Regions from separate parts of the Homo sapiens genome. Here region 1 is linked to region 2. A link is a contact called in ENCODE Hi-C or POLR2A ChIA-PET data. All regions are on one chromosome and are shown on one strand. Each heading gives the region's core, a stretch centred on a gene start or an enhancer-like site at or near the end of the contact. The rest is flanking DNA. Distances are from core to core; before and after follow the strand shown. Region 1 has its middle 17 kb from the start of SLC14A2-AS1. Region 2 has its middle 48 kb from the start of SLC14A2.

The links. A loop is a pair of places that touch in the nucleus more often than their neighbours do. ChIA-PET counts read pairs that join two places held with the same protein, here RNA polymerase II (POLR2A). Pooled maps may share reads with other maps.
Region 1: a map of HCT116 shows a loop between it and region 2 (4-fold over the local background). The contact joins two enhancer-like sites. A Hi-C loop is called at or near these places in 2 of 168 maps with a recorded cell type or tissue (HCT116 and posterior cingulate gyrus) and 4 of 50 pooled maps. POLR2A ChIA-PET finds 5 or more read pairs at or near these places in 1 of 52 experiments (MCF 10A).

Annotation. Positions count from the first base shown.
Region 1 is chr18:45,519,131-45,523,449 of GRCh38, forward strand. It overlaps a transcript of SLC14A2 not described here. Among named protein-coding and RNA genes, the nearest start is that of SLC14A2-AS1, 17 kb to the left of the region's middle. Within about 2 kb of position 2,166, at least 3 of the 41 ENCODE cell types and tissues checked have a DNase peak (open chromatin) inside an H3K27ac peak, as active enhancers do.
Region 2 is chr18:45,564,704-45,569,333 of GRCh38, forward strand. It overlaps a transcript of SLC14A2 not described here. Among named protein-coding and RNA genes, the nearest start is that of SLC14A2, 48 kb to the right of the region's middle. Within about 2 kb of position 2,632, at least 7 of the 41 ENCODE cell types and tissues checked have a DNase peak (open chromatin) inside an H3K27ac peak, as active enhancers do.

The sequences.
Region 1 (4,319 bases), core at 916-3,415, 46 kb before region 2:
CTCCAAAAAGCCAAGAGTAATACTAAGAAAATAAAATAAAAAATGTCGTCCATCTGCAGAGTTATATCCTTAGGGAAGCACTGCAGAGCGCACTAACAAGCAACTGAATCCATGTATAAATGAACAGAAACCCATGAAGGCAACAGAAGGCAAGGTGGGGTGTGGAAGGAAAAAAATATCCCTGGTAGATTAGCTACCCCTGAATCAAGCAGAGTTCCATTTGATTGCTTCTTGTAGGAGATGGAATGCTCCAAGGCCAGGCATGACCCTCAGGGGAAATTATTCTTTATCTGCCCATTCACAGAGTCTCCAGTGTTGGTTTTGAACTTGGATCCTCCTTTCCCACTTCAGCACCCCCATGCCCATGCGTGAGCATGAGCACACACACATACACCTCACTCACTCACCCCTGGGGGAATCCCAGACACATAATTTACTGTTAGCTGCTAGCTGAGGAAGATTCCCTGCCAGAGAACTAATTGGAAAAAGGGGGCAGAGTAAGCACGAAGAAGGAGGAGAGAGCTCATATAAACCCCAACTTGTGCACTTGGCAATCAAAAAGGGGCTAAGCCAAAGATCTCCTGTCTGATAATTTTAAGAAATTAAGCTAAAGGCTCAGAGAAATTCCACCCGTGCTGTTACTCCGGGATCTGCTCATCCCCTGGAGCCTGTGGTTTAGCAGCCCTTTGTGAGATCGCTCTGGGTTCTACACTAAGGGGAGGTCTCTGAAGGAAACCAGAATCAGATGGGACTCCTACACTAGGAATTAACAGGCTGGTGCCACCAACTACCTGGCAGTGGTATCAGGCTACTCTGGGTGTTAGCAGGCCCTTGCATACATGGATGGGAGCTAGCAGCTACTGCCACTTTCACACACCAGAAATCACAGCTGTGGTGTGCTTAGATCTCTTTGGGCCAATGGGCATGTCTTGTACGTACCATTTGGTTGAAGTACGTAGAGGGTGGAAACCATATTTGGTATGTCTTTAGAAAGTTAAAAAGATGCTTTAGCCATATTCTTGGAATGAGTCATTCAACCATGTTGGACTCAGTACCTAGCACTATTCCCTGCTTCAGTGCAGAGAATCAAGATGTGGTTTTTGCAGAAGCAGAGCCCATCATCAAATAGATATTGAGTCCCTAACAGGTATAAAGCCTCAACTAAAATCTCAAAAATTCCTTTCAGGAATATGAGTGTGCTACATGTGACTGTTGGCAGATCACCTGATGGAGACTTAGGATAATGGGTGGTGCAGGCTGCGAGTCCATGGGCATGCCTTAAACACACCCTTACCTTATGTCCCCCTGTCCCTGACCCAGTGCCCGCAACTGGGCTTTTACATGGTACTAAGCACTAAATAAATACCTTTTGAATGATGGACTAAATGCATTTAAAGTTGCATTTATTTCTGTTCTTTTTGATTAAAATGTATGGAATAAACTTTGCATGTCAAATGAGCTAGATCTTTATAGAGAAGTGTTTTTCTGGGCGTTTCCATCCTAAGGAGGTATGGCCCATGAGACAAGAAGCAACATGGTGTCCTGGAAAGAGCATGAAATTTCAGCATCAGAAAATGTGGGTTCTCACACATCTAGCTGTGTGACCTAGGGCAGTTACCTCAACCTCTGGGAACATCTATTTCTTCCTCTCTAGACCAGAGAGAACAATCTATCTAATTTGTGGGTTACCATGAGAAGATAAGGGAAAGGCTTACTAAGTGGCAAAGCCCAGGGCATATACAAGCTGTTAGGATCATGATTATTATTATGACCGAAAGTCTGCACAGGTGACAGGGCCTTGGTGATTGGGTGCTTCCCCAGCAGTGGGAATGGGTGGGCCTTCCTCCTCCCACCAGGTCCTCTGAGATACTCTAGAATCTTAACAGCTGGCCCAGGCAAGAGTAGTGTCTATGACCATCCAACAGGCCCACCTATGGCCTGGAAACATGACCTGCACCTCCCATCACCTCAGTTCTACATCAAGTGACCTGTCAACAGTCATATTTTTTAAGGGAATTTCTGAGAGCTTAGTTGAGGCTTTAACCTGATAGGGACTCAATGCCAGTTTGATGATGGGCTTTGCTTCTACATCATCTTGATTATCCTTACTGATGGAGAGTTGTGCTAGGCACTGAGTCCGACAGGGTTAAATGACTCATTCCAAGCTTACAGCCAAAGCATACTTGCAGTTTCTGGCATTGTGCTAAGGACTACTGGGAATGCAGAATACATAACTCAGAAAGAGTGCACAGGGTTAGGGATAGAGACTCACACAAGACAGACACTCAGTAACTGGATAGTACCATAAGCAGGATACAGCTCAGGGACCAGAGAGAGTAACACAAGAAAGGTACAAAAAAGACTTGGAAAATTGAGAGAAGCCAGAAAGAAGAGAGAGGACATTTAGATATGAGGTATAACTTTGGAAAAGACCTTCAGAAAGTAACCCTGTTTCCTTTTTCATTTTTTTTCTTTTTTAAATAAAATTACCTTTCGAGGAAACAGATTTACATATGAGATTATGTCTGGCTCAAGTGACCTTTAAAATCCATTGTATTCCATAAACCAGCAAGTCGCAAGATTTAATGTGCATCAGAATCACTTGGTGAGTGTGTCAAAAATGCAGGTTCCCACAGAATCAGAATCTCTGGAGCTGGCCCTCATAAATGCATTTGTTCTAAACAGCCAAGTGATTCTGGGACTCAAGCTGAGGGAGGCAGGAAGGGGTGTGGCTGATTGTGAGTGGGCATATTCATCCAGAAAGTAAGAGGTATTTTCCCAGAGGCCTATGGGGTAACTGGCCTTAGACATCGTTACTCTTTGAGCTATGTTTCATTTGAGGGCAGCTTGCCATGGAGGAAAGCGTGCTGGACTGGGAGTCAGCAGACTCATGTTCTAATCCTGCCTGGACTATTTGCCCCTTGGGCAATCTAAGGCAGTCTAAGGCAGTTATGTGCCTTTCTGACCTTCAGTTTGCACATCATATCAGTGGAGATCACCATCCTTCACGTGGGGTTACTGTGGATTTCAAATGGGAGCATGCATGTTAAAGCACCTTAAGAAATAGAAAGTGCTGTAGGAAAGTTGGCAGCGTCAAGTTCTGGGTATGATGTGTTGTGAAAAGGAGGCATTTTTTTATGTTTAGCCTTGCTATCCAAAACAGCTAAGCCCTAGAAGCATAAACACTATAAGCCCATGAGAAAATGTCCAGCTTGCAGTAATAAACTCGAGAAGGTAACCCCGGAAGGTGCACCCTTGACATTGCAGACCTGGGAGAGTTTGAGCCCTGCCATCCCCAGAGCGGCAGCTTCCCGGCACCATCCCTCAGTCCCTGCCTCTCATTCTGCTGGAGATGGCCCCGAGCTCAGGGCGGGAGCAATCCTACATAACTCACTACCCAGAATGGAAATGCCACATAGCACATTTAATTCTGCACTGACAGTTCTCGGGAAACAGGCCTAGTTCTCCATCGACCTCTAAAATAGATGATGGTTTTGGTAATAGCACTTTCTTCAGGAAATTCCATTCATGTTCATTCATTTATTTTAGACCACAAATATTCATGAATTTTGTACAGTGTGCTTGTTATTGTGGTTGTTGTTTGTTGCGTGAAGATTTCTGTTTGCTTGCTTGCTCACTTTACTCAGGCTCTCATTGGATTCCCCAATTCTTATTAACATGTGGATCATTAGAAAATCATATCACCAAACCAGCTATACCCTGTTGCCTTGGGCAATAGAAGTCAGAGGCCATTTTGCTGAGGACACCTGGTTTAAGCATCTGGGTTGCCAGGGGTTCCCATTTCTGCTAAGTTCCAACGCAGAGCATGCCATGGCTTGGCACGCATGCAACCAAAAAACTGATCTCTCCAAGTCATGGGTGAGAGGGCAGAGTGTCTTACCATGACCCCATAAGTGGTCTACGGCAAGCTGTAGTCTGCACTGGTCACTGGTGGGGTGTGGGGTGGGGGTTCTCCACTTTCTCAGCTGGTGAGAATTGTAGTTTACACTCAATTTGAGAAAAGGATTAAATAAACAAAGGAGGGAAATGCCAAGAAAGTTCCTCCAGCTCCAGCCCCAGCCCCTATGCTGAGTCTGGATAACCCAGCCAGACACCTTGAGATGTGGATAAGTATCACAAAGACAGGTCGCCCAGGGCAGGAGCAATCTATACTCCCATCACCAGGTTTTTTTTTTGTTTCTTTGTTTGTTTGTTTTGAGATGGAATCTCACTCTGTCACCCAGGCTGGAGTGCAGTGGCGCAATCTCGGCTCACTGCAACCTCCGGCTCCCTAGCTCAAGCGATTCTCCTGCCTCAGC
Region 2 (4,630 bases), core at 1,382-3,881:
ATAAAAACACGTGACTGTGTACGTGCATTGTGCCAATGAAGGGCTCTGGAGTTTAAGCATCATTATCATGACAGGAAATTCACTTGTGCACGCTATGGAGGTTCTCGGGGAGAGATCTTTGCACCTAAGTCTGTCAAGGAATTAACTGCATTTGGAGAGACAAACACAGCACAGCAGTATAACAATTCAAACATGACAAGGTAACTAAAGTGAGACTTTGTATGGGGAGGCTTTGAAGTTGAGACAAGCAAGTGATGAGGGTAGGATGGGAAGGCCCAGGAAGTCAGGAGGTGGAACTTGAACTGGATACAATTCAGATAGCTGTGGAAGAGCACATGTGGGTGATGTGTGTGTGTTCGTGCATGCGTTTATAGACATGAGTGCCTGCAACTATGGTGTATTGTGAGCGTGCATGCATGTGCTTCTTTTTTTTTTTTTTGAGACAGAGTCTTGCTCTGTCGCCCAGGCTGAAGGGCAGTGGCATGATCTTGGCTCACTGCAAGCTCCGCCTCCCGGGTTCACACCATTCCCTTCCTTCAGCCTCCCGAGTAGCTGAGAGTACAGGCGCCCGCCACCAAGCCCTGCTAATTTTTTCTATTTTTAGTAGAGATGGGGTTTCACTGCGTTAGCCAGGATGGTCTTGATCTCCCGACCTCATGATCCGCCCGCCTCGTGGGATCCCAAAATGCTGGGATTACAGGCATGAGCCACCACACCCAGCCGCATGCATGTGCTTCTACGTGAGCATGCATGTGCATATGTTGTGTGCACTTGTGCACGTGTAAGCATGTGTAGGGAGGGAAGGAAGGGATTGTCATGAAGTCTGCAGGAGAAATGGGCTGGCGTCGTGGATATCAGTCTGACACATGAGGACGATGAGGCTCAGGAAAGCGAGGCAACTTGCTCAAGACTGCACATCTGGTCGGTGGCAGAACTCAAGCTGTCCCCAGGCATCCCGACAGCATTTGCAGGATGTTCCCAGCACACGCATCGGCTCCTACCCACATACAGCCAGGGCTGAATCAGTGTGCGTGCCCTGACCCGCTTCTCCACAGGCAGAGTGCCCTTCTAGGCACAGGAAGGAATGTCAGTTCCATCCTGTGATGGCTGTCCTCCTCCCTCTGCCTCAGGGGTCACTTCACTCCAATAAATCATCCCAGGCAGCCCTGACCCAGGAGAGAAGAAAGTTGCCTTGCCCTTTTACGCTGACACCTCAGCTCCAGCTCTATCCCCAGATAAAGTCACAAGGCACTAGAGTGTCAGGTGGGGACATGTGTGTTTTGTTTCAATGGCAGAGTAGTGGGCAGTTTGTGCACAGCTTCCTTAAGGAAACAAAGCATTTCTGTTGTGGAAGTAAAAACTTTGGTTGGTTTATGAGTTGTGACAGGTAAGGAAATAAAAATGTGGAATAACCCAAATGTCAATTCAGATAGAAAATTAAGAAATAGTCAGATTTCCCTCCCTGGGCTAGGCGTTCAGCACTCCCAACTCTATAATGTCAGTGCTCTGATCGTGCCCATTTTACAGACAAGGAAACTGAGGCTTGGAGAAGTTTAGGAGTTTGCCCAAGTCACACAGCTAGAAATCATGGGGCCAGGATTTAGATTCAGATAGTCTGATTTCAGGGCCTGTGTTCTCATTAGGATATACTGCCTTCAATGGAAGAAAGTAGGGAGAATTCTCCCATAAGCACAAAACTTTATTCAGATTTCCTAAAACACAGGACCATTTAAAAACTCTCTTAATAAAAAGCTGATGGCAGGCCTCTCCCTGTCGTCACCCTCGACATGCATGTACATGCGCTCACGCTCGCACACACACACACACACACACACACACACACAGTGTCCACATCACTGCTCACCCCAGCCTTCCCAACTCAGCCCAAATTCCTTCCTTGTGAGTGTCCCTCCACTGATAATTAAGGCTTCAGCCAGCCAGTTGCTGATTTCTGATTCCCATTTAATCTCCACAAGGACTTTCAATACTTACAGCTCTTGCTTCTCAATATTTCAGTGTATTAAAGGAAAACTCTTGGGGGCAGGAAGATGACATCTCCACGAACAGGTAACTGCAGGGCGGTACAGACAGAGAATACTTCCAGCTTTGCTCAGAAGGACAGATTTATCAGAAGTACTGGTGAGGGCTAGAAGTCAAGGTGAGAAGCTTTCAGAATGGGGGTGTGCACGTGTGCTTGTATGTGTTTAATGTATTTTCAAGTAACAACTAAAAGTTTCTGCCTTATGTGGTCAATGGGAATCTGGTGATTTATTTGAGCTGAGGACTTCAGGACATATAGACACAAACCACTATCACTGTGCCTCATTCTATAGCTGAGGACATGTGCACATAGTGTGTGTGTGTGTGTGTGTGTGTGTGTGTGTGTGTGTGTGTGTAACTCACAAGGAGAAAAAGGACCAGGGAGCAAGGCTGACACAGATTGAGGGGTACCCATTTGGAATTTTCTTTGTAACTCTGTTTACCATTGAAGAGACCCACTTGCTCCTGTAGGGAAGGCCAACGCCCACCCCCACCATCCCAGACTAAAGTCATAAATCTCAAGCCTGTGGGAAAAGGGCCCACCCTTCCTAAGCTGAGATAGACAGAGACGCTGGCCCAGACAGACAGAGTGTGGAAACTTCCACTGGCCTGCATTTGACCTCCCTACCTCCAAGTTTTGCATCTTAAAGGGACCCCGACTGATAGAGAGCAAGCTGGCTGGACAGCCCAGATCTGTCTGCTGATTTCAGGCTGTTATCCTTGAGCAAAGGGAAGCTTCTCTGTTTTATTCAATACCTAGGATATCTTAAAAACTGGGAAAGAGTCAGAGTGTCCTTTAAATTCAGAAGAGTGAGGTTATTTTAATCTATTTCTGAAAAAGCTAACCTGTGTCCAGGGGTTAGCCCGGTGAGTGTGACCATCCTGGGGAGTGTGAGGAAGGCAGAACTCCTGGTCTTTAGCTGTCCTGCGTCAAGCAAGCCGCCCACCTCTCTCGGCCTCTACCTTTCCACCTCTCTCGGCCTCTACCTTTCCTGATCACTTCATTGGACAGTTACTGGGTTCAAAGTCAAAATGGTCAGTATTCAAGAGGAGGGCCTATAAAATGATGTTAAAACCTTTTTAACAGGCAAGTGCAAGTGATTCATGAATAAGAGACCCACCCCAGGATCTTTCAGGAGAAGATGGTGAAGATGTGCAGAAGGGCAGCCACATCCCTCACAACCTGTTCTACAGTTCCTGGGTCAGGGGAGGTGTCACAGGCTTGACCCGGGCGGTTCTTTCCAGTGCTCTTATGCTCAGTTCACTGCAATCAAACCAACATGGGTGTTCAGCTGTCCTGATCCCCTCATTCAAACATTCATGAAAGTGCCCAGCTCCCAATCCTGAGAGGCGGTGGGGGCACCAGACCCCTCAAAATGGCAGCATCGAGGTCCCAGTCATCATGAGCAGCCTCCCTCCTGTGTCTTCCTGAGGGATCCTTCACTCCCACTGCCATCCCCAGCAGGCTTGTGCCTTGCCCCCGCCTCACCTCACCCACCTAATGAGCTTCATGGCCTATGGCCTGCAGGACCAGGCTAACTGATGAGCTCTATGGGCACAGCCAGTGTGTCCCTACCTCATGATTGGAGCCATGGCTGCCCCATATAGCATCTCCACCAGAGAAGCAGAGGGCTGCTCTCTCCTTGCCTTCAGGGGACGTGCTGTCTAGCTGGAGGAGTTCTGCTGGCTAAATGTGTTATGGTCCCTCCCCATTTGAGGCACATGGTAGGACTGTACTTCCTCCTCATTGTGATGGGCAGAGCCACGAGAGTGGTTCTGAAGAATGAGTTGTAAGCAAAAATGTCATGTCATTTCTGAGCCACAGAATTAATTGCTGAGGCAAGACTTCAGAAAGCATTCTTTTATCCTTGGCATGAGGTACCAGCAACATTCAAGAAGGCAGCTCCTTTGTCACCTAGCCTGCCTGATGAGCAGCCCTTTGTCAGCCCAAGTCCCTGAATGACAATACGAAGTAGAGGCCAGCACCTACCTATGTATTATAGTATAAGTAAGAGCTAACCCTTGGTTGTCTTAATCCACAGAGACTTGAGGGGTCGTTACTGCAGCATAACCTAACCTATCCTGACTGATACAGAAATGTGTGGCATATCAATCTGGAATAAAACAAGAGTAATACAGGGCTATGGATAGTTATGTTTTGGACACTATGGAATTGATGGTAAATTCTGGATCCAGTAAAAGAAGAGGAATGTATTGTAAGCTGTTATGGACTGAGAGCATTTCCAGGAGACTGAGTAGGATTTAAATTAGCTTGATGGAAGTAGGAGGAAGTGCCCACCTCTCCCATTTCTCCCTAAAGATTAGGTACCGATTCTAGCCTAAGTTGCACTTCCAACATTTCACTAGTTAGGAGGGCATGGGCCTTCAATTTCACCCCTCATGCCCCACTGTCCTTATCCCAACTGCTTCTCAACACAGAGCTTCAATCTTCTATTTATTTCTATCTTCACCCATCCTTACCTCCAGTCTGAAAAAATCTGTTGCCCTTCTCCCGTCTAAACCCAGTTCTCTCTTTCTACTGGTTTCTCACCAATAGCCTATAAATGCTCTCAACTATCTCCCTATTTGA